Regions from separate parts of the Homo sapiens genome. Here all the other regions are linked to region 2. A link is a loop called in an ENCODE intact Hi-C map of the cell type or tissue named here. Cell type or tissue: mammary epithelial cell. All regions are shown on one strand.

What was found. A loop is a pair of places that touch in the nucleus more often than their neighbours do. Peaks named below come from ENCODE experiments on the same cell type or tissue, not always from the same donor. Only the 100,000 strongest peaks of a DNase experiment are listed, where the experiment ranks them.
Region 1: it touches region 2 in a loop (8-fold over the local background); 6 of 110 quality-filtered maps call a loop at or near these places.
Region 3: it touches region 2 in a loop (4-fold over the local background); 13 of 110 quality-filtered maps call a loop at or near these places.

Annotation. Positions count from the first base shown.
Region 1 is chr5:53,062,974-53,070,973 of GRCh38, forward strand. It overlaps ITGA2 (integrin subunit alpha 2), which reads left to right. Exons shown (of 30, transcript NM_002203.4): 14 at 1,939-2,142; 15 at 2,868-3,004; 16 at 4,145-4,284; 17 at 7,136-7,287. Among named protein-coding and RNA genes, the nearest start is that of MOCS2, 43 kb to the right of the region's middle. In mammary epithelial cell, no CTCF peak of the experiment used is centred here; no DNase peak of the experiment used is centred here.
Region 2 is chr5:52,944,242-52,952,241 of GRCh38, forward strand. It overlaps ITGA1 (integrin subunit alpha 1), which reads left to right. Exons shown (of 29, transcript NM_181501.2): 27 at 702-794; 28 at 3,104-3,220. It overlaps ITGA2-AS1 (ITGA2 antisense RNA 1), which reads right to left. Exons shown (of 4, transcript NR_186583.1): 3 at 4,584-4,666. Among named protein-coding and RNA genes, the nearest start is that of ITGA2, 41 kb to the right of the region's middle. In mammary epithelial cell, a CTCF peak has its summit at 4,438; DNase peaks (open chromatin) are centred at 4,430 and 6,650; H3K4me3 peaks cover 505 bases; H3K27ac peaks cover 3,894 bases.
Region 3 is chr5:53,031,146-53,039,145 of GRCh38, forward strand. All of the region lies in intron 2 of ITGA2 (integrin subunit alpha 2), which reads left to right. It overlaps LOC124900974 (a long non-coding RNA gene), which reads right to left and starts at 4,623. Exons shown (of 2, transcript XR_007058767.1): 1 at 4,493-4,623. In mammary epithelial cell, a CTCF peak has its summit at 4,793; DNase peaks (open chromatin) are centred at 816, 5,166, 6,436 and 7,246; H3K27ac peaks cover 6,858 bases.

The DNA.
Region 1 (8,000 bases), 120 kb after region 2:
TGGTAATTTAACTTGCATTTGGAAAGAAAAATTTATTATTATTGAATGATAATTTGCACAGATAGTATGGTTTACATTTCATCATTTTTGAGGATGTCCCCATTAAGTTATGATTTTAAAAATCACATTAACAGGAAAAACTAGAGTTGAATGTATAGTGTACTGCCATTTTCCATGAGAGGTCTTTGAATATATAGTCTCTTATGCAAATAAAGCCATTATAAGTGCACATCGTTTATTGAAATATGCACACACACAAACATTTGTGTATTTCTCTAGTATCACATGTAATTTTTTGCGATAAAGACAACAATAACAGGGCAATGCTTTCTTGTTATCAGTTGACAGTGAAAAACAGAAGTTTTACCAAGCACTTTGTAAATTCCTTGTGATCTCAGATGCTTCCTACATTAGTTTGTCAGGAAGTGTCATTGCTTAGTGTAACATTTAGGCATGTATCCAACTCTTGAAGTTTCAAGTCCTTCCACAAAAAAACACCATACATTAACATGGCAAAGCATAATTTTTCCAATTTGTGGACTGAACTCTCTAAATCCATGTATATAAGTGTAGTGAACTCCATGAAATAAAAAAAGAAAACCAAATTAAAGGCACAGATTGACATAGAAAATTATATGCTCCTTAGTATATAAGAAAAGGAGAAGCTGATGTTAAAATAGTAAATACTATGTTTAAGTATTGTGATATTTTGTACCACCTGATTTATTGATATTTATGTAAAAATTAATCTTTTAACAGAAGTAATTAATTAAAACAATTCTAAAGCAATTATACATATAAAGAATGTGTAATTGAGTATCAACAAAGGCTGGACCTAGTTACTTGTTGAAAAACTGACAAATCCCCCCTTCTTTAAATATTTCTTACTTGTGAGATATACTGAATTATCATTAATTGTTGAAAATGAACAGATCTTTTAATACCGTGTCAAACGCAGTAAAAATTTGTATAAGATTATATTAGAGGAGAAAGAACACTGACCCAGTTTCATGGTTGAGAAACATTGCTTTCTTGTGAAGTCATGAAATATTTCCATACTTGATCATAAAATTGAAGAAAAAAACTGTGTTTTACAAGGAAACGTCTTTTCCTTTGCACAGAATTATTTAATGTTTTTAATAATGGAGATATTAACAATCTCATTTTCTACTTCCTGTACCACTATAATTATGTCACTATTTGGTAATTTTTACAGAAAGCCTAAATTAAGATATTGTGTTTTATTTTGTTCTGTGTCTGCTTTAATTTCATTCAAGATATTAGTAATTTTCACCAGAAAAATTTTAAATCAAAAGGTTGGAAATAGATGAAGATCGTATTATTGAGAGGAAAATGAGACCAAGAAATGGATGCTGTTCAGCTACAGTAAAGAGAATTATCTCCTTTGACCTTGGTTTATGAGCAGATATTTATGACCTTACTGAAATTCTTATTTATAATTCTGATCATAAATAGTTCAGGTTTAAAATTCTATCCATTTTTAATATTAAAAAATTAGTTTGGTCATCGATTGCTCTGAATTTTATTTTCTTTTTTATTTTATCATATTTCTTTCACTTTTTTAAATAGATGGGGACTTGCTCTGTCACCCAGGCTGTAGTGCACTGGTGTGATCATAGCTCACTGCAGCCTCTAATTCCTAGGCTCAAGCAATCCTCCCACTTCAGCCTCCTGAGAGCTAGGACTACAGCTGTGTGCCACCACTCCTGGCTAACTTTTTACAAAAATGTTTTATAGAGACAAGGTCTCACTATTGCTCAAGCAGGTCTCAAATACCTGGCTTCAAGTAGTCCTTCTGCCTCAGCCTCTGGAGTCTTTGGGATTACAGGCATGAGCCACCACACCCAGCTGCTCTGAATTTTAATTATACAAGTTGTAAGGTTTGCTTTAATCATCCTTTTGTTTCCCCTTTGCAAGGGCATTTTGGGTCAGCACCAATTTCTTGAAGGCCCCGAGGGCATTGAAAACACTCGATTTGGTTCAGCAATTGCAGCTCTTTCAGACATCAACATGGATGGCTTTAATGATGTGATTGTTGGTTCACCACTAGAAAATCAGAATTCTGGAGCTGTATACATTTACAATGGTCATCAGGGCACTATCCGCACAAAGTATTCCCAGGTAATCCATGAGCTGTTATGGTGATGTATGTATTTGTGGGTCTTATCATATTAGACATAGAAAGCGTCATGTAAACCATGCAATCCGTCCGCCTTATTTTGTAACTTCATTCTTTCACTCAGCAAATATAAAGTGAGCCTCTACTGTGTGCCCAAGCACTGTTCTAGAGTCTGGGGATGCTATAAGAACAGGACAGACACAATTCTGATCTTTGTGTGCCTTATATTATATTGGAGGAGACAAATAAAAAGAAAGAAGTAGATAAGATAAAGTATTCCAGATAGTAATAAAGGAATTTTTAAAAAAGCAAATGAAACTAAAATAGGAAATAAAATTTCAGCAATAGGAGTATCAGGTGGTTGAAGGGGTGACTAATGAGGCCTCACTGAGCAGCCAATTTTGGAGTAAGACTGGAAGGAAAAGAACTAGGAAATTAACCCTGTACCTGAACTTGCATCAATTTGCTCCAAGTCCACTGATCTTTTCACTGGTTTATGATTTTTTATTAAAGATTTATGCTGTCCCTTCGATGAAAATGTGGCTGTAAGAGTGATGCAGAGATCAGATAATAAGATGTGATTAAAAAATGAATCTTTAGAATTTGTAGAGAATAAACACAATCTGGGACATTACTATATAGAAAATATAATAATGAAATTCAGAGGCTGCCATTTTCTGGTTCAGCTGTTGTGTACTATAATTTCGTGTCAAACCTGCTCTTTTAGAAAATCTTGGGATCCGATGGAGCCTTTAGGAGCCATCTCCAGTACTTTGGGAGGTCCTTGGATGGCTATGGAGATTTAAATGGGGATTCCATCACCGATGTGTCTATTGGTGCCTTTGGACAAGTGGTTCAACTCTGGTGAGTCAGGAAGAGCCAGACACAAACTAACTAAAAATTACCTGCTAAGAAAGCAGAACAGATGTCTGTACTGGTATTATAGAAATGCCACATGCATTCTATAAGACTATAGGGAATCGATGTATCATAGTTTGCACAAAGGAATAAATGTGTTTTTCCAAGTAGGAAAAATAGATATATTTGCTTACCATTAGAAATATAGTTCTCTCCTCATATGGTGAGTAAAACAGTACATAGAAAACATAAAGTTCTGGAAATGGTATCCAGGCTATTTCTGAATGTTATCTTCCTATAAATAGCCTTATCTCAGCATACAGAAGGGAAACCTCATGAGAGTGCATTCAAAAATACTGAAAATTCAGACCACACAAGTAAAGTGTAACTTCTATGTGACTGAATGGTATATTTTAAAATTATTAGTCATAAACAATAAGCCATTATTTAGGTTTAGCTGACCTCTCATTGACCTCCACAGGAGTTGAAGATTCAGAGAGAACAGTGTGAAGGTCATGTGATTCAAGGTCAAAAATAAGTATATTGGGCCGGCAAGGGAATAGAATCAGAAAGAAGTTGTTTATTCAATCAAGAATCTCCATTCATTTGTCTCTGTCAAAAAATGTGCTTTAAATGTACAAATATTTGAAGAACAGAAAAATAATATTCATTGATTATTTTTTATTTCTGAGTTTAATGATACTATTTACAAATCTCACTTGTGCTTTTAAAGAATGAAGTACATTATTTTTATTGCAGAATGAAACTTTTATGTGGAAAAAATAAAACTCAAGAATAATACTTAAGACTTTAAAAAAACAAGAAAATATATTTACTGAATAAATCAGTTAAAATCATTTCAGAGTAGCATATCAAGAGTAAATACACATATCCCAGAACCTAAAGTATAATAAATAACTAATATGTTAAACATGTATTGTGTTAGTGATGCAGTCACAAATTAAAAAAAAAATTATCTCTGTCTGCCATCTTAGAGCTTTCAAATATATACTACTGCTAAAGTGCTTTGATAGAGAGTAGAGAGAAAAATTCAGTAATGCTGGTACTGGGTCCTCTATGATAAAGGATATAATACGTGTGCTCAGTAATAACATCCATCCATCTGTTACTCTTTATGTCTTTTAGGTCACAAAGTATTGCTGATGTAGCTATAGAAGCTTCATTCACACCAGAAAAAATCACTTTGGTCAACAAGAATGCTCAGATAATTCTCAAACTCTGCTTCAGTGCAAAGTTCAGACCTACTAAGCAAAACAATCAAGTGGGTGCGTAGATCTGAAATAATCTGTATAGAAATTGGTTGGCTTACAGAGTTTTAGTCCTGAATATAACATATTTTGGTTTGTAGGCCAAGAGAAATAAGGGTTTTAGTTATAGACACTTAAGTTTCCTTACACTGGAGATGCCCGAGAATGGTTCACTAGTCATGGAAGATTTGTTTAGATCTTCCTTCCACATCTCTAGAAGGTTCTGCTGCAGAAAGTTGTAATCTCTATGACATAACCAAGGGCCCTCCTGCTTCCATCCTTTGAGTTTCTCTTACCTCCATTTCTCTTACTTAAAACCTTGAGCATACACAGATTATGCTGAACTGCCACTCAAATGACTATATCATGTTGGCTATGCCATGATCTATATAGGACAGGTTCAGTAAAAGTATCAAGTATTTTTCCTGTCGTTGAGGAATTAATAAACATGAAATAATGAAAGAAAACATGAAAAGCAATATATAACTTTTACCCAGTGTTTTAAATGTTCTAAATAATACAGAGAAATGAGTAAAAGTCTGAATTATGTCTCATCAGATGGGGAAGGATGAGGAAATCATTGTGGGCAAGCATCAGCAGGAATTGTTGTCTTTTCTCTTGGGCTGGCCAAGTTGTCTTTCAAGGCCTGGCAGAGGTCCTGCCTCCTCTTCAAAGCTTTTTCTAAGCACACTATCTCACCTTCATCTCTTCTGCCCCAATTATCTCACCATGCTCAATGCATAGCTTGCAATTTAACACTTGATTCAAAGCTACCTTCTTTCATTAACTGCTGCTTCATGGGTCCCAATTCCCATTCCGTCAGAATTTGGCTTTAAACTTCAGAACTTGTAGTTCCTATAGGAATTCAATTAAGTGACAAACATATTAACTTAAAGCTGAAAATACAGAAGCAGGTTATTTGCCATAATTCATACCAAGATACAAATAAGATGAGAACACAAAGCAAAATTAGATTCAAATCTTAACATGCTTTCCATATTTTCCTACTTTTCATATCCATTTGGAAGTTTTCCATGCAGATGTTCAAAGATTGACCCAATTTTGAGTAGCATATGTCACTTGACCTGCCATGTAGCACATCTAACTGAGCACACATGATAGTTAAGTCAAAAACCGTTGCTGCATAAACATTGTGGCTAGTCTGCCTAATAGGTTAACTTGGGAAATATATTATTTGGCAGAAACAGCAAACTGGTCAGCTCTTCTGGCCCCGAAGCATAGAGGTGTCTCATGTATCTTCCCTTTTTGACTATACTTCAACCCTTATGGTGATGCACACTCAAAAATTCTACTTTCAGAGAATTTCCTTCCCATCCACAGGCTGCCGAGGGTTTCTGGCCTTTCTTACTATTGGGCATCTTTCCCTTTAAATCTTTTTTCCTGATGCCTTCAGGTCCACAAAGACAAGCCAAGTGAAATGATTGTGAGCTCATTTGTCACTTCATTGCTTGGCAATAATAGTATGTAAGACGTGAATCCCATCTTCACAACTGTGGAAAGTGAATTTATAAAGCATATGGTTTCTATCATTTATTGCATCAGGTGCACACTTCACTTTAAGATTAATAACATAGCCCATGAAGCGATGTATCATTTTTATAAAGCTGCTTGAAAAAAAAAGGAAAAGCATTATAATGTGGACTAACTTTGTCCTAACTGCACTCACCTCCTTGCCATTGTTTTTCCTTTACATCATCTTCACAACTTATTTTTAGTTTATTTAATTCTTTAATATTTTATCTATCTTTGTTGGCATTGTTAAGTCACTGGAGCAAGAAAAATTGTACAACATATATGATAGATTTTTTTCAAGGTAACATGTAGAATTCATGTTTTGGGAAGTATATACAACCTTTAAAATATTGAAAATAATAAAGTAAGATAGAATAACCCCAAATAAGGCAATAAGGCAGCTGATGCTGTGAATGGCACCAGGTGTTCTCTCTCAATTTTGGACACACGGCCAGTGGACTTTAGTTGAAGGTAATAATTCTGATAGTTTAGACATCGGCTACTGACATCAGTTATTATCACATAATTTTTTTTCATGAGTTGGTATTAGGAAACAGAGGTTCAAAGAGGGTAAGTAAATTGCCCCAAGTCACAGAGCTCATAAACAGCAGAATTAGGATTCAAACCAAGTCTGCCTGACTGAGACTTTATTGCTGCAGTGTTGCATGCATTTCCCTATGTGAGCATCTAGAATAGGTCAAGCACTGTCCATGTTCCCTTAGAGTATCTCAGTTAATCTTCACAATAACAATTAATTCTTACAACTGGATGGAAGCAGAAAGAATATGAGCTCTTATTTCAAAAATACCCAACTTTTACTTCTGACTAGCCATGTGAACTTAGGTGAATTATTTTACATCACTTATTCTAGTACATTATTTGAAAAATAAGATAATAAAATTCACTTTCCAGATTCATTGTAAAACTTGTATGGCATACATGAGAATGTGTCCAGTTGCAGGCGCTCAGCAACTGTTCCTTTCCATTCTGTGTCTCCGTGTTATGAGTAATGAAACCCGTGCTTGTGGGAGTGAGCAATTTGCCCAGGTTCATCACAGTAGGTTTCCTGGCGGCAAGTCTAGTTTCCTTTCCACTGCTCCCAGCCACATTTCTCTGAATCACATTTCTTTGTATGCACAGTCACCTACGTCACATCAGAGCTAGAATGACAAATGCTTTGTGGTGCTAGCTATGGTTCACAAGCCACCAATATGAAGACTATTTCCATATTTTCTTGATGTGAGATACTTTGTCCAAGAAGACACAATAAAGCAAAGATGCTTTTTCCTATAAGTTGATTTGAAATAACATTTCTTTATGATTTTTTTTATCATAGCCATTGTATATAACATCACACTTGATGCAGATGGATTTTCATCCAGAGTAACCTCCAGGGGGTTATTTAAAGAAAACAATGAAAGGTGCCTGCAGAAGAATATGGTAGTAAATCAAGCACAGAGTTGCCCCGAGCACATCATTTATATACAGGTAAGGCCTCAGGAACATCCCTTTTGACTTTATTTCTTCCTAAAGACGAGAGAGTGGTAAAAGTCAAAAATGGAAGCTTATGAGTTAGAAAATGCTCACCCTTCCAATGAATGCCTTTCTTATGTAATTCCATAAATAAGAAGCATATTTACTTTATGCTAATATTTATGGTCACAATCTATTATATAAGTCAGCAACATCAAATTTCATTTAGAATTGCAATGAAAGGGCTAAAAATACAATTCTTAAAGAAATCATAGATACAGTGTTTTCTTAAATGTTTAACAGAGAGAACTTTCCATTGGCAATAAATGTTATTTTGATATTTTCCTATCAGGGAAAAATTTTATTTATTGTTCAGCTACTGAAAAATAACTCCAATTGTGGTTTCTACTATTAGATTTAAGTTAACATAGATGAAATATAGTAGATTATGAGATAACAATTATTTGTTCTAATCGTATGCTGTAATTACTGTATTTAACATGGATTTTGAAAATTTCCCAAGTGAGAAAAATGCTTTTCAGGAGAAAACTTCCAGCCGGAAATTTATTTTATAAATGATGTGAATATTTCCACCTTGGAAACCACATAATGGCATTTGAAAGGATAATTTACTCAGGAAATCACTTTTTTAAAAGGATATTTAAGTACTTTCTTAGAATACAGTTCTCAGAATTTAAGGTGCGAAAGAACTGCCAGGGAAACTTTTG
Region 2 (8,000 bases):
CTCACACATCCATTGGAGATGTTGGGTACTCTGTAGCTTAGATCCCAGATGTCTGTGGCAAGAGTGAGCTGTCCCTCAGTCCCCTCCCTCACCCCTTCTCCAGGAGCCATTTAGGGCCAGGAAGTAGCCCAAGCATTCAGGTACCCTACGCAGGGTTCCCAGCTTCTCCCTCTTCAGCCTCAGCATCTGTGTTGCCTCTCCACACACTTGCGGTGTTTTCTCCCTAGAGATCAGATCTGCCCAAATTATATTATTTACTTGATAATTTGGGATCTCTTAGTGGGAGAGATGGCTGTGTCTAGTTAGCCATCTTGTCCCCCTAGATCATCAATTTCATTTTTAATCCTAAATAAGTGCCTAGATAAACTTCATCACCAGAATGTAGTTGTTTCATGTCTTGCTACATTAAAGGTAGGCAGAGTTTGAGGTTTGTTTTTTCTAATGATAAATCAATACAAAATATTTTTAAAATTTTTTTTCATTCCATAACGAGGATCTAAGTAAGGATTTTCAGTGGCAAATGAGGGAGGACAAGTGCACGGTTATTATTTGATACTACCAGTTCCATTTGGAAGTTAACAAAACTGGAATTTTTAATCTCTCAGAAAAATCTTAGCTTTTATAAATGTCCTACTCAAACATGACTAGCTCTCATTTTGATTAGCATCATATATTAAGAACAAATCCTATTTGCTTTTCAGTCATATTTTTCCAGCTTAAATCTTACTATAAGGGGAGAACTTCGGAGTGAAAATGCATCTCTGGTTTTAAGTAGCAGCAATCAAAAAAGAGAGGTAAGTGCAACATGAGTTTTGAAAACATTATGCATTTCACTCTGAATTTTGTGACATAATGTTTTATAATTGTTGATAGTCCCTTAAGCAGTGACTGGTATTGCTCTCGGTAAGTGACAGACACTATTTGCTTCAAATTATACTTCATTAGCTTCAAATGTGATTTTAGTCTTATTCATCCTTGTAAGACACTGGGAAAATCATGATATTTACAATTCACATGCCGCATTTGACTTTATCACTTATAACTATCACGGTAAATGGATGTTTTTACTTTCACTTTGATAACAAATGATGCAGTTGTAACTTTCCTCCTTAAAAGCTGACATTATAAAATGCAGCTGATATCTGAAGAGCAGCCGCAAAAAACAACTTCTTTATAAAAAGTGCCTTTATACTGTACAGGAAAACATGTACATTTTTTAAAGTTTTCTTTCAAATTTCATTGAGAAATTTGAAACAAAAAAGTGATGGTATTTCCTAATACAAATTCAGACTTGAGTCCTCAGTAAAAATAGAAAGGTTTGAGTTTTTAACTCTTGTCCTTTTTATAAATTAATAAGCCAAGGTGACGGAGTAAGACCCCATCTCTAAAAAAATAAAATAAAATAAGTACTTGTTACACATGCAGGCACTTCAGCATGATCTCCCCCCTTCTCATGGGAGACTTTAAATATCCCATGTGGATAACAGCACCATGTGAATCATAAAATTCAATTTGGAAGCTCCCTAACTTTCAGATGTTCTTTTTAAATTGCTTATTTCAAATTTTTCCAATATCAATGACTTCTGATAAGTATACGCTTTTCAAGAAAAAGGAAAATACATGCATATAATGTTTACTTATGTCATAAAGAGCGCTTAGCATAAGCAATGCAAAATGCAAAGTTGTTCCTTACATAGAATAGCCAACATTTCACTAAAACCTAAAAAATTTGAGTATGGTTTATGTTGGAAAAGTACATATGATTCCTAAATTTATGTGTTAAAATTTTATAATGAGTTTTATTTTCCCTAAATATTAGTTAAAAATTCCCCTGGAAATATTTATTCTACATTCATCCTAAAGGAAAAATTATATCTATATTGATAAAATTACTAAAAGTGATCATTTTGTAATTGTGTGATCTGAGGAAAGTCACTGATCTTATCTAGATTCCGGTTTCCATATCTGTAAGTTCAGGGAATTGTTTTACATATGTTTAAAATCTGCCTTGCTGGGCTTAGTGGCTCATGTCTGTCATCCCAGCCTACTCGGGAGACTGAGATGGAAGGATCACTTTAGCCCAGGAGTTTGAGATCAGCCTGGGCAAAATAGTGAAACCCCATCTGTGTTTTGTTTTGTTTTGTTTTAAGAAACTGTCATAATGGTCTGATGCTGTATATGTCTACATTCTTGCCAGCTCTGTCACCTACCTGGAGTGATTTGAGAGGTTTTGATTAGTATCATGCATATACAAATCTCTCCCCTGTTAGTTTCTTTTTCTACCCTAATCTTCCCTCTAGGTAAAGAAATTGAGGTGTTACTGTTAAAGGCAAATACAGGGCTTGAACTATTACTAGCCATTGATATCTACCCTAAATTAATTTTTTTCAAATCCCCCAGGGATGAGACACAGAGCAGATAGGTTTCATTGAGGTTTGAGTGCCACCCTGAGAGAGCTTGAGTAGCTGGAACACTAAAAGCGGTCCATTTTACAGCTTTGCTTCAGTTAAAACCTGATTTATACATGTGGACCCAGTGATAAGTCAAGTAGAAGAAACATTGTGGTATAATGAAGAGCACACTGGGAGTGAATACATATGCAAACATTCACTTACCCATACACTTGACATGTATGCATTATACTTTCAATTTATAAACAAAAAATTATGCACACTAGAAATAAAATAAGGAGACTTTCTCAGGTTCTTATGACAACAAACTGCGACATTCCAATCTAAACTAATGCTATTGTGATAATACAGTAGTGTACTAATTAATCTTTAACACACATAATACTTTGGTTCTCCCTGAGTTAAACAGAAATTCACTCCTCCCCTTGAGCATTCCAATCCATTGACATTTAACCCTTTATGTATAAATTTCAGAAGGATAATATTATAAATACCTTTTGGTAATAATAAATTTGACATAGTTAGAGATTTAGACTAGATGAAGAGCATTTTCTAATGTAAATCTAATGTTTTCTCATTATATAGTAACGAGATTAATGCACTGGTAGAGAATTGTAGCCTGCAAGAACTCAATGTTCCAGGAGTTCTAATAGGTGTTTATTATGTTAACAATCTTGTTTAATAATTTTCAGCTTGCTATTCAAATATCCAAAGATGGGCTACCGGGCAGAGTGCCATTATGGGTCATCCTGCTGAGTGCTTTTGCCGGATTGTTGCTGTTAATGCTGCTCATTTTAGCACTGTGGAAGGTAAACACCAAAATTCCTTTGACTCTCTACTTCAATCATCAACAGCAAACTGGAGAAATAAGCTCTGATATATTCAGACTATGTAATATAGTATTATTACAGCAATGAAACAAACGTTGAAATGATGACTAAGGGAAAGAAAAAAGAAAAATGCGTATTTCAAACACTGCACACAACTTGACCCAATTTTTGTAAAGGAAAAAAAACTTATTTTAAGTTAGAAATAGTCAAAAATTCACAAAAGTATCTTTCTAGAGTTTAGTATGATAGGGGACTTTCACATGTGTAACAATTAAAATTTTATAATAAGTATGTATTTCTTTTATAAACAGAGAACAATGAAAACTGTCTTTTATAGAGAAAGAAAAAATGAATTCCTATGTCAATTTAAGGATATATAAGCAGTAGATTCAAGGTTAAAATAAGCCTTGTTTTAATCACATCTCCATGTGTCTTAAATATCAAATAATTCTTTAATGTTTAAATATATATGGCACATTTTATGTAATAAATTGTGTGCCTGAGTGGAGGATAAGGGATCAGCTGATGTAGGGGAGATCTTAAAGTTTCACAGACTCCTATTTCAAATTCTGTGGTAAATGTGAGTAACCACCTATTTTGTGTCAAGTAACTCTGGATATTTATGTAATGTTTTGCTTAGGCTGAAATAGACATGATTTTTAAAACTCTTAGCAGCTGTATAATTTTCACATTAAGTAGAATTGAGATGACAGCTTTTGGGATAAGTTGAATAGAGAATAACATCCCATACAGAGTTGAATGTTTTTTCAATTAAATATCAAATAAGCATTTATTCTAGCATAATATCCCCCTAGATTTTACCTATTGTTTTGTTAAATAGTTAAATTATGTTAAAAATATAGGTTGTGGCTACATATTAATTGTTCTATTACCTGAGCAACATAATTATTTAATCAAATAGTTTAAATAGCAAGTTTCTCTCCCACTGAAATACCAACTGTTCCTATCCTTTCTTACTCTCCTATGACTCACTTCCTCTTTTGAGGGGCTTAGTCTCAGAGGAGATGGTGAACAAAGCCAGATGTAGGTCAGTGGCATTTAATTCAGTAAATAGAATCCATGGCTTTTCTCTAGCAAAGTTCCCCAAACAAAATTCTCCACTATAGCCAATGTCCAGCTCTTCCTTCTACTTTATAAGGGATCAGTGTTCTCTCTGTAATACCTAGCTTTGCCACACTGTGGTACCCAAGGCCTGGCTTATTGGTGTCAAGGTTGTACTTGAAATATAGGAAGTGGTTTCTTCATTTCTATGCACCTCTAATAGAGAGTGTTACTGTTGATTTTTTTCAGCATAGTCTTCTGTTCTCAGCACTGCACTTACCTCTATGGTTTTAGAACACCGCTGGCAGGAGAAGAGGAAAACCAGAGCTGATATTTGGATAGGTTCTTTCAGGCCTTGTACCTCTGTTTCAGACAAACAAATAGGAAATTTCAGTCACCTATTTTTCAGTCAGTAGTCTGAAAAAGCATAAATGTAAAACTAAGCTCATTGTTTCATCCAGATAATGATGTGTTGATACATTCTGACAGCTTCTTAGGTTATTATTAATATTATTATTATTGCAGGCCCAAAAGAAGATCATTTGACAAACTTTGGGCTGTCTTACCCGGTAGAAATAGTTCAGCCACTTCATTGGGAGGCCCAGCAATCAGAACTGTGATTCTAAGGTAGAAGGGAAGAAACTAGCTCTTATCGAATGCTTACTATGTGCAGGGAGCTATTTTAAACATTTCTGCTTTAAGCATTCCCACTTAATACTCATATCAACCTTATGAGGTCGTATGAACCTCCTCTTTTAAGTGAAGAACATAAAATTTAAGTATATTTCCCAAAGACACATAGTGAGATTCAGAGTAAGGATCTGAATTCTGTGCCAAAACCACTGACTATTATCACTCTGTGTTCTCTCTTGCTTCCATTCACTCTGGTGTCCTTGCAACAATCTTTTCGACCAAGTATTTTAACTACATTTTACACCTGAGGACATTAAAGCAAAGGGAGGTAAAGTGACTCTCCCATGATTACTAGCTAGTAAATGACTGGATTCAAGGAATGATCTACAGAGCTCTTTCTTTTTCCAATATATCCTACTGCTGCAGGCTATAGGGTAGGGCTCTTTACTCTGGAGCTCCAGGAGTTGGGTTTTGTTCAAGAGAGTCATGAACTCTCTTAAACACATAATACTGTCTTTGGTTTTGGAATGAGGGTCCCTGGTTGGATTCAGACTTTCGGTAGTTCCATTATATCAAGAAGGCTAATCCCACTTCCCCCTACTTTAAAGTTCTGTTGGAAGCTGCCTGAAGCATGAGTTCAGTTGCAGTAGGTTCAGAAGAGCTACTCTTATCCCAGACATCTTTTTTATTCTAACTAGATCTGGATCAGACACCTCAGGACTATCCCTTCTTCCTTCCTTTCCTGAATCCCACCAGTTTGGAGTTCATTGGAACTCCCAAGTCTGAGTCTCTGTGTAAGAGACAGGCCAAAAGTTTCTCTTAGAGCAGAGATTCACTTTCAAAAGACACAGTCTTTATATCTTTGTCTTCATCATACACATGGCAAAAATTAAAGCTTGACAAAGTGTTAGTAGCTGCTTAATACACTTCATGATTGATGGGAGGAATCTTGTAGGGGACGTAGGTTTAAATAGGTGGAGAAACTTGTCCTGAACTGTGGTACCACATGCCGGGGGAGATGCCAGCACACCAGGAGCCATGAGAGACTCAGAACATTCCTCTCTCCTAACTTGATGTCATAATGATGCCTGAAGTTCCTCAACTGATGATTTATTTATTAATCCTAAAGCTTTATTCTTCATCCAATATACATGTTCTGGGTGGGTGTGGATGGGGACTGGTGTCTCACCACTTTTTAGTCTTTTATACATTAGTATGAATTTATTCATTCAGCAATTATTCCATGTTATATTCATTAAGCACTTACTTTTCTGACAGTTATCACCTCATTAGAGCCTTTGCCATAGGGTTTTGAACAAGGGATCATGAAGCAAACACAGGAAGGAAAAAATGAAAGCCAGTGCTGCAAAGAAAGTGTTGGGGCTGAAAACAAACTCTATTGGTTTCAAATTTGGGCTAGGATTGGCCCAGTCCATCTTGAAGCTATAAACTATTTTCTCCTAATCTCCACTCTTTGCCACTCAACTTCTCTTAAAAACCCATGTTAATTGGTTGGGTGGAGTGCTTAGATAACAGAAGTTATTTTAAAATAGAACATTTAATGTGTAGAAGCCAAGGAGCATTGTAAAGAAGCAAAAAGAGCTGTGAGAGATCAGAAGCAAAGCAGAGTGGGAAGGAGAAAAAGTCTTAGAATCCACCACCTGCTTTTGTGAAAGCCTTGTCTGTTTATTTTTGACTCAGGACATGCAGGCACAAGTTAAGAAGCCTAATGGTTTGTGAATCTGGAACTTTTATACTTGGCTCATATGAAAAAGCCTGAGACGTGTAGGAGAGCTGGCATTTGGGGAAGAAAAACTTATTGTTTTCATGTGTATTTGTTCCGTTACCGCCTTTTCTTCATCTACCACCAACTAGATGATGGCATAATAGAAGACATGAGCCCTGAATAAAAATTTTCCAACCTAAAAGTGCATATTTTTGAGGGTTTATCCCCTCTAAGCCCTCAGTTGTTTAATAATTATTTTATAAACACATAGTTCCCTGGCATAATTTGCCATAATTTCGTGATTAAAATGATGTAGAGGTGCCACACTTTTAAAGAATTAACTCATTGCCTTTGCTCGATCTATTATAGCCCCCTCTCAAATTTAAAAAATATATACAAATTTGAAAAATCACTTACCTATGACCCTTAATTTTCTTTTTTTAAAAATAAGCATTTTAGGTTAGATAATTGCAAAGATCCCTTCTATCCCCCATACTTAGTTTTGTTATTCTATAGGATGGGAAACAATTGCAGCACTTATAACTTTTTATGATGCCCCAAATTGCAAAGCATAATGAAATATGGCTCACCATCCACCACGATGTGAAATTTTTCTTATGGTCAACAACTTCATTTTTTATTTCCAAATGATATAGTGTGTTTTCAAGAGGCTTTTTATATCAAATCTATATAAGCAGACGTCCTGATGCATTTAAAGTTAATACAGACAACTCAGAAATCTCCCTAACGCCCTAGCCATAATATACCTGTCAGATTCCCTACCATCTCTAATGACCTCAACTTATGGTCATCGATCATTTGATGGAAATTTCTCTGCCACATCCCTGAAAAAAAAGATGATGGCAAAGAAGAGACAATGCTAGCTAATTGCAGTTTGTCTCCCAAAATATTTTCCCAGAAGCTTTTAATTAGTTCAATGTGTATACTATATTTTACTAGGGGTCATGGTGTATTTAACCAATGAAAATATTAAAAATGAAACCGCGGCCCGGCGCGATGGCTCACGCCTGTAATCCCAGCACTTTGGGAGGCCGAGGCAGGCAGATCATGAGGTCAAGAGATAGAGACCATCCTGGCCAACATGGTGAAACCCCGTCTCTACTGAAAATACAAAAATTAGCTGGGCATGGTGGTGCATGCCTGTAGTCCCAGCTACCCAGGAGGCTGAGGCAGGAGAATCACTTGAACCCGGGTGGCGGAGGTTGCAGTGAGCGGAGATCACGCCACTGCACTCCAGCCTGGTGACAGAGTGAGACTGTCTCAAAAAAAAAAAAGAAAAGAAAAAAAAAGAAACAGCAATTTAATAAATGTCATTTT
Region 3 (8,000 bases), 87 kb after region 2:
GCATTATGGAAGTAGCAGATGTGGGAAGGACTGTTTAAACATTGACTTTCCTTCTGATACTAATCAAGTTAGTTTTGGACACAGAAATTGGTATGACCATGAATTATTCCTTTAGCAAATTGCGAGTTCTTTTTCCATGGATTTATCATGTAATACATGCACACACACACAACTTTGTTTTCTTTATTCCCTTACTGCTTATTCTGAAGCTGTCATTTTGGTATCTTTTTCCTCTGCTTACTTTGACTTTCTTTGTAATCTTTCTATCTAAGTCCTGACTTCACTCCTTTCCCTCAGACAACTCACTGAAGGCTCTAGTCTGAGTATTCTTAAATCACACTCTGTTATTTTTAAAGTACAATTTTAGCTCTGTCATGTGTGCCATGTTTTCTAAGAATTTATGGGCATATTTACATCAGGATCTACCAGATTTTAACAAAATAATCTTAACTCTTTTGCTAGTTTCATTTATGAGACTTTCATTGCACTATGAACTTCAACTCTAGAAACAGTGGTGACATGGCTTTGATAATTCTGGAGCCTTTTTAACAGTCTCAAGTGAGCGGGATAATTTTAAAACAAGCTGACCTCCCAAGTAGAGTACCTGGGCAGCCCTCTGGCTGTAAGTAAGGCTGTGGTCTGTTCTCTTTTCGGTGTAGGCGGAGGGCCATCCCGCTTCAGAGCCCTCACTTCACACACAGGATGTTCCAATGTGGATGATGCAATTCTTATCACAAACAATCTACAAAGGATTGAGATATGTTTAAAATCATTTCCTGGAGTTTGTGGTGATATGCACTCTTTCTGTTTGTCTAATCTGAAGGCCTGTTGCAAGAACAATCTGAGCTCATTATGTGACTCAAAAACCAGAGAGAACTGCAATCTCTCTGTGTGATGAGGACTGACTGGGAATTAGGGTATTTCCAGTTGTAGAAATGTCTTTCATTCTAACAAGGACTAGTGCATTCTTTTTCCTTAAAGAGAGAGGAGAAATAGAAAGAACAAGTGTCATAGCAAAAAATAAAAATAAAAAAAATCCACCTATATATGAGCTTATAGTTTTAACTTTTTAATTGAGAAAAACTTTAATAAAGCTCTACATGTGTTATGAATATAGCATTGTCATCCACAGATGTGCCTATAGGAGAACTTTAAATAAAAAAAAAAGTTTAATTCTATAACAGACATCAAAGATTATGTCACGTGATACTTTGATAATAACACCACCTGGTATTTATTGAGTACTCTTTCCTTGCCAAACATGTAATACCCATAATTACTCTAGGAGCTTTGCAAAATTATTACCCCCTTTACAAATGAGAGGAGTGTGACTCAGAAATGTTAAGTAATTAACCTAAGATTACAGAGCTGATAATTAATAAAGATAGGGGAAGCTAATGCAAAATGAGACAAAATGTTCCAAACGTACATATTTTTGTAAGTATCCAAGAAGGAGAGTGACAGGATGTAGTTGGCATTTATAAATAATATTTAAATTTTATTTTAACATAAACTTTATGAAGTAAGAGAAACTTTCAGAATCTTGAATGAAAAATTCTGTTAGAGAATTTCCAATGTTAGCATCATTGGCTTTACCATCAGCTGTTTCCTGGGCAAAGATGATAGTTACCATCCATCTTTTCATCCTATCATAGACAGGAATTTCTTGTATGAATATACTCAGGAGCCGGAGCACAAGGGTTTTACCCTCAGCTTCCCCACCACTCCCTGGGTGACTTTGGGAAAGTCACACAACTTCTCTGGAGCAGAAAGTATGCCATCCTTATCAAACTGGAATGTTATGAGCACCTTGTGTGAGAATAAAAGTAAAGCACTTCAGGGCTGGGCTCGGTGGCTCATGCCTGTAATTCCAGCACTTTGGGAGGCCAAGGCGGGCGGATCACTTGAGGTCAGGAGTTCGAGACCAGTCTGGCTAACATGGTGAAACCCCATCTCTACCAAAACCATAAAAAATTAGCAGGGCGTGGTGGCAGGCACCTGTAATCCCAGCTCCTTGGGAGGCTGAGGCAGGAGAATCACTTGAACCTGGGAGGCAGATGTTGCAGTGAGCTGAGATCATACCACTGCAGTCTAGCCTTGGCAACAGAGGGAGATTCCATCTCAAAAAAAAAACTGGGTCCTCCCTACCTCTTCCTATCCCCTCAACCAATTCTCATCTGTCATGGATGAGCTTCCATGCATATTGGATTAGCTTCATGAAGTCCATTTCTTCTTCTTGGCCAAGAATGCTATTCTATTCCAATCCTCTTTCCAAAATAATCATGTCTTTGTCTTTTATGATATAGCCTTTTAAATATTAGCCAATTATCATCCTTTATATCTCTTTCAAAGATAAAAGTCTCTTACCATTAGGTTGTCCTGGCAGTGCCATTTAACATGCCAACTTCATTTATTCACAGAGTTTGCTTATATCTTATTTAATTAAATTAATTAATTAATTAATTAATTTGAGACAGAGTCTCAGTCTGTCACCAAGGCTGGAATGCAGTGGCTCAATTTTGGCTCACTGCAACCTCTGCCTCCTGGGTTCAAGTGATTCTCATGCCTCAGCCTCCTGAATAGCTGGAATTATAGGCATGTGCCACCATACTAGGCTAATTTTTTTTTTTTTTTTTGAGACGGAGTCTCACTCTTTTGCCCAGGATGGAGTGCAGTAGGGCAATCTCGGCTCACTGCAAGCTCCGCCTCCTGGGTTCATGCCATTCTCCTCCCTCAGCCTCCCAAGTAGCTGAAACTACAAGCGCCCACCACCATGCCTGGCTAATTTTTTATATTTTTAGTAGACACGAGGTTTCACCGTGTTGGCCAGGCTGATCTCGAACTCCTGGCCTCAAGTGATCCCATCTCAGCCTCCCAAAGTGCTGGGATTACAGGCGTGAGCCACCGAGCCTGGCCCTCCTTTTATTTTAAATTCATAACATAAATATTCCTTTTCTTCTTCCATTCAATTTTATTTTTTACTCATAACTTAGTCCAGTGTTTGATTCTATAAAGACATTAGAAATCCAACTGTAATATATTCTTACACTTTTATTTTAACTTTAAATACTTACTGTTAAAAATTTTATAAATACTTATTATGCTATTGCTGTACAATTAAGCCATCCTCAGCACTATTAATACAGGTATCCAAAGTGGCATGTCTCATCTCAACAATGACAACCCCCCAAGAGGCGGAGGTTGCAGTGAGCCAAGATCACGTCACTGCACTCCAGCCGGGGCAACAGTGAGACTCCAACTCAAAAAAAAAAAAAATCTATAGTAGGAAGGACACTTTAAATATCTCCTGATTTGCTTCTTCGTTCCTTCACTCTGGATACAAGTTTGTGTGTGCACCTACAAACACATGAATACATACACACCCATTGTTTGTGACTTGCACGTGGGAGAGATATGTTGCTCCAGAATGTCTGCTGTGCTTTAATGATCTATAAAAATCCTCCATGCCTCACCAACAAGTCTTATAATTTTAAGCTTTCCTCTGTGGTAATGTGTGAATATCTGTTTCTGGAATAAAGTTCATTTACAAAGGTGACTGGGACTTACACACACACCTTCCTAGTATCTAGTTGTCTAAGACATTTACATCCATCTAACTCCATCTAAAGAAGGATCTGGGGAATGCTAAGTGGCACAAGTGGCAACTATTTATTAACTTGCTGTGCCCCATATGATGGGAAAGCAAACAGTGCTTCTCTAGAAGAGTTCTAAGGGAACTTAATATGGTAAAAAGAACCAGCAATTTTGAGCAAAAGGGCAGGGGTGCAGATATATAGGTTTTGCTTTCACTTAGACCCTTGAAGTCAGTTTCTTTAAATGAAAACATAAATAGTTATACACTTGACCTCACAGAGTGTTTATAAGGATCAAAGGAGATAATGCACATAAAAAATGCTTTATGAGCTATAAAGCAGTTTACAAATGTTGCTATTCCAGTTTTTATCATTGATGAAACAACCATCTGCCAAAGCACCTAGTTGAAAGGTACTAGCTCATGAGCTTTGATTTGCAAAATGTGATGGTCTTAAAATTATCCCCCTCTCTCCCTCCAATAGCCAAGAACAGGAATTTGTATCATCACAAGGCTTTAGGGTTAGTATTTTAGCTTTTGATTTTAAATTCAAGAAAACTGCATGTCGGATGAGAGGAAGTAACATAATTAGTTTTTATTGATTATATTTCTTCTAGTGCCAAAGCCAATTTCTGGAATTTTTATGAGACAGAACAGTAAGCTTAAGATGTTTTAGCAATAGTGAAGTCAGTGGACTCTTTATCGTGAAACGGAAAGATGCTGAGGATCTAGCCATCCCGCTAACTGAGGAGACAATGTGGAAGCCTAAGAAGTCTGAGGCAGCATAATGAGGCCTAAATACTAAAATTGCCTTTCAATATATGCCAAAGAATTTAACTATTAAATTTATGATAGCAGTATTTCCAAATAAAACCTAAAAAATGAAATGACTCTTTTTACCTGTCTTCCTTCTTCCCAGAGACGGGCAGCCTTCACGGGTGAATTCTTTCCATCACAAATTCATTTTATGTTTACCAGCAGAAAGCAGGTACCATTTAGAGCTCACCAAGCACCTTGTGTTGTCCGTGGCCTGGAACTAAACAATATAAGAAACAATATTTATATTTATATACTATAGACTTGGAAAATTTTTACGTGCATGTAGATACAATAAGTTTCTAATCCAAAGTAAAATATCCCCTTGGATGGCTCATAGACCTCTCAAACTTAAAATATCTCACAGTGAACTCTTGAGCTCCCCCTATCGCAAAATCTTGCTCTACTGACAGCATCCCCTTTAATCTGATGGTAGTGACTAGTTTCTTTTAGCTTCTCAGCCAAACACCTTTAGGCTGTCTTTGACTCGTATTCATTCATTCATTCATTCATTCATTCATTCATTGAAAGACCAACTCCTCAAGAAGTCCTGCTGCCCCTACCATCACACTCTATCTAAAACAAGACCACCTCTTACCACTTTCCCTTCTGCCAGCCCTGTATGAGCACTCCATCATCTGTTGCCTGGATGATTGCAGTTGTCTTCTAAGTACTTTACATGACTCACCTGTGCTTCAATACAATGATTCCCAACAGTGTGGCCTTCAAAATTCTTCTACAATATGTCAGATCACATCATGCTGTACTCAAAACCCTCCAATGGCATTCTCATTTCCCTCAGCTGGAAAGCTGAGGCCTTCTATTAATCATTACGTACAAGTCACTACATGATCTATCATTACCAGTAGGACTACCATCTCCTTCCACTATCCCCCTCACTCATTCTGTTCCAGCCACAGGGCTTTTGCATTTGCTGTTCCCGCAGCCTAGACTATTCTGCCACTAGAGTCTTAAGGTTTACTCTTTAACCTTCTTCAAGTTTTTACTTAAATATTACCTTCTCAGTGAGGCCTTCCCTGACCATTCCGATGAAGATTATACTGCTCTCCACCCCACACTCCTAACTCCAGCCTGCTTATTTTTCTCCCAAAGCACTGATCACTACCACTATATGGTTTACTTACTTATTACATTTACTGTCTATTTTCTCCCACTAGAATGTAAGCTCCTCAGGCTAGAAACTTTTTTACTGATTTATTCACTAGTATATCCTCAGTACCTAGAATGAGGTCTGGTACATAATAGGTCTGGCCACCACGTATAGACTCACAGATTGTATACTGCACAAGGCCTGGACACACCATTCAAGGAATGGTGTCCCCTGGGGTTGTGTACCATTTCAGTCCCCAAGAGCCCAATAAACATTTGTTATAAAATTGAATAAAACAAAATGTTTTGCCCTACTATTTTAAGTACATCTCTGTCAGTAATCTCTGGTAAAATCTCTAGTATTGAAGAAAACACTTGGAGAATTTACAGACTCACAGACCAAAGGAAGATATTTATAACAGCCCCTAGATTGTGGGTTTAAAACTGTCCTACCTACACCACCATAAATACTGCTTGCTAACTAAACAAAGTATTTTGAATTCCACTGGAGGTAGGCAAATTGGCTGTGTTTTGAAAGTCTACATAATCACTATTTTCCCACAAGATAATTGAACAGTAAGTGTTATTTAAAGTAGTCTTGGAAGAATTCCCAGTTTCACTGGAGGAAAAGAAAAGTTTATATCTTGGGATTTTGTTTTGTTTTGAGAATCAGCACACATGCCTGTTCATGCAACTCTTTTGTCTGGTTGGGATTAAATTAAATCCATTACTTCAAAGAGGTTTCGCCATACTTCAACAGGTATACTCACCAACATATCCAATTTCCCACCTTGGTAACAGTTTCTCTTGGTGTGTCTCTTCCTGCACGTAAAATTTCATAGAGAAATATAACAGCCTCCCTCATCTTCCTGTCTGATTAATTTAAGAATGCCACAATTTTCTTGGAATAGCCTCTTGGTGATGTCCTAGCCTCTTCTTATGAGGGTGAGTTGTCAGGAACTAGGATTTCACCGAGGCCTTAGGGTGTGAATGAGGAGGAGAGTCTGCTGGAAATGTTTCTAATAAAGAAGGTAAGCAAAGGTCAGTGACTTCTCTGTAGTCACCAACATGACCTGTAGCCTACTTATTAATGTGGTTCACAATATTTAAGAAATGAGTCATATATGATGAGGAAACCCTTGTTCTTCAAGAGTTACCAAAGTGGTCTGGTTTTCCACTATTTTCTATTGCCTTGTGTTAAGAGTTTAAGATAGCATAATACTGTCAGAGATGTATTTGCATGTATCTTTTAGGGAATTTCAAGTGCTTCCACATCCTTCTTGTTAAGTGCCACACAACTGCACAGATGCTTACTTTTCTCTTCTTTCTGATTAAATTAGAAGAGCTGCAGTTTTCACAGAGGTGGTCATGATGTTATGACCCCTCCTGTGCTGCAAGGTTATCAAATCCTGAATTCTTAGAAAAGGTGGTAGGAGGTGACAGGGAGAGTGTCCAGGGAGTGCTTAGTTGAGAGAAAAAAACCAAACAGTCTTCTCAGGAAGAAAATAGCTAGTTGTTGCAGCTTTGCTACCAGAGGCTCTGATAAAAAAAAAAAAAAACAGTTAAATTTTAGATCAGACACACTTCTCTGTTGTTTCTCAGCAAGCCTCTCTCGGGCTGTGGTGAGGATGGTTGGAAATGTGCATAATAGAATCACCTGAATTTGGTATTTGCATTTGGTATTGTCTGAACATACCCTGTTCCTACCTGTCATTGGGTTTGTATTTGGTGTTGTCTGAACATGCCTTGTTCCTACCTGCCATTGAGAACAGTGTAGCCTAGGCCCCACAGTATGGATGTACCCTCCCAGGACAGCTGTGCTTCGTGTCCAGTCTGCAGCCCCTTCATATATCACACAGCCACACACCCCTTCACATAAGTGTGGCCTGACTCCCTGTGTCTGGTTTCTAATCCATGCTAGTTCTAGAACCCACCTCATCTGCTAAGATCATTTTCCCAATCTGGGCCCTCTGCCAGGACTTCCTGCAGCTAAGAGGAAGGACACTAGCCTAAGCGTTAAGAACCTGGGCTTCCGCACTTGGTTTTCACTAGCCATGGGAACATGAGCAAGTCACTCATCAATCTGTGTCTCAGTGATTCCATCTGTAAAATGAAGTGTAAAATGGGGATAAGATCATCCCCGGTGGCCAGGCACAGTGGCTCACACCAGTAATCCCAGTGTTTTAGGAGGCCAAGGAGGGTGGATCACTTGAAGTCAGGAGTTCCAGACCAGCCTGGCCAACATGATGAAATGCCATCTCTATTAAAAAAGTGCAAAAGATAGCTGGGCATAGTGGTACATGTCTATAATCCCAGCTATTCAGGAGGCTGAGGCAGGAGAATTACTTGAACCCAGGAAGTGGAGGTTACAGTGAGCCAAGATCATGCCACTGCACTCCAGCCTGAGTGACAAAAGACGAGACCATCTCAAAAATAATAATAATAATTTCTGGCTTCTTCTGCAGATGAAATTAGATAATCT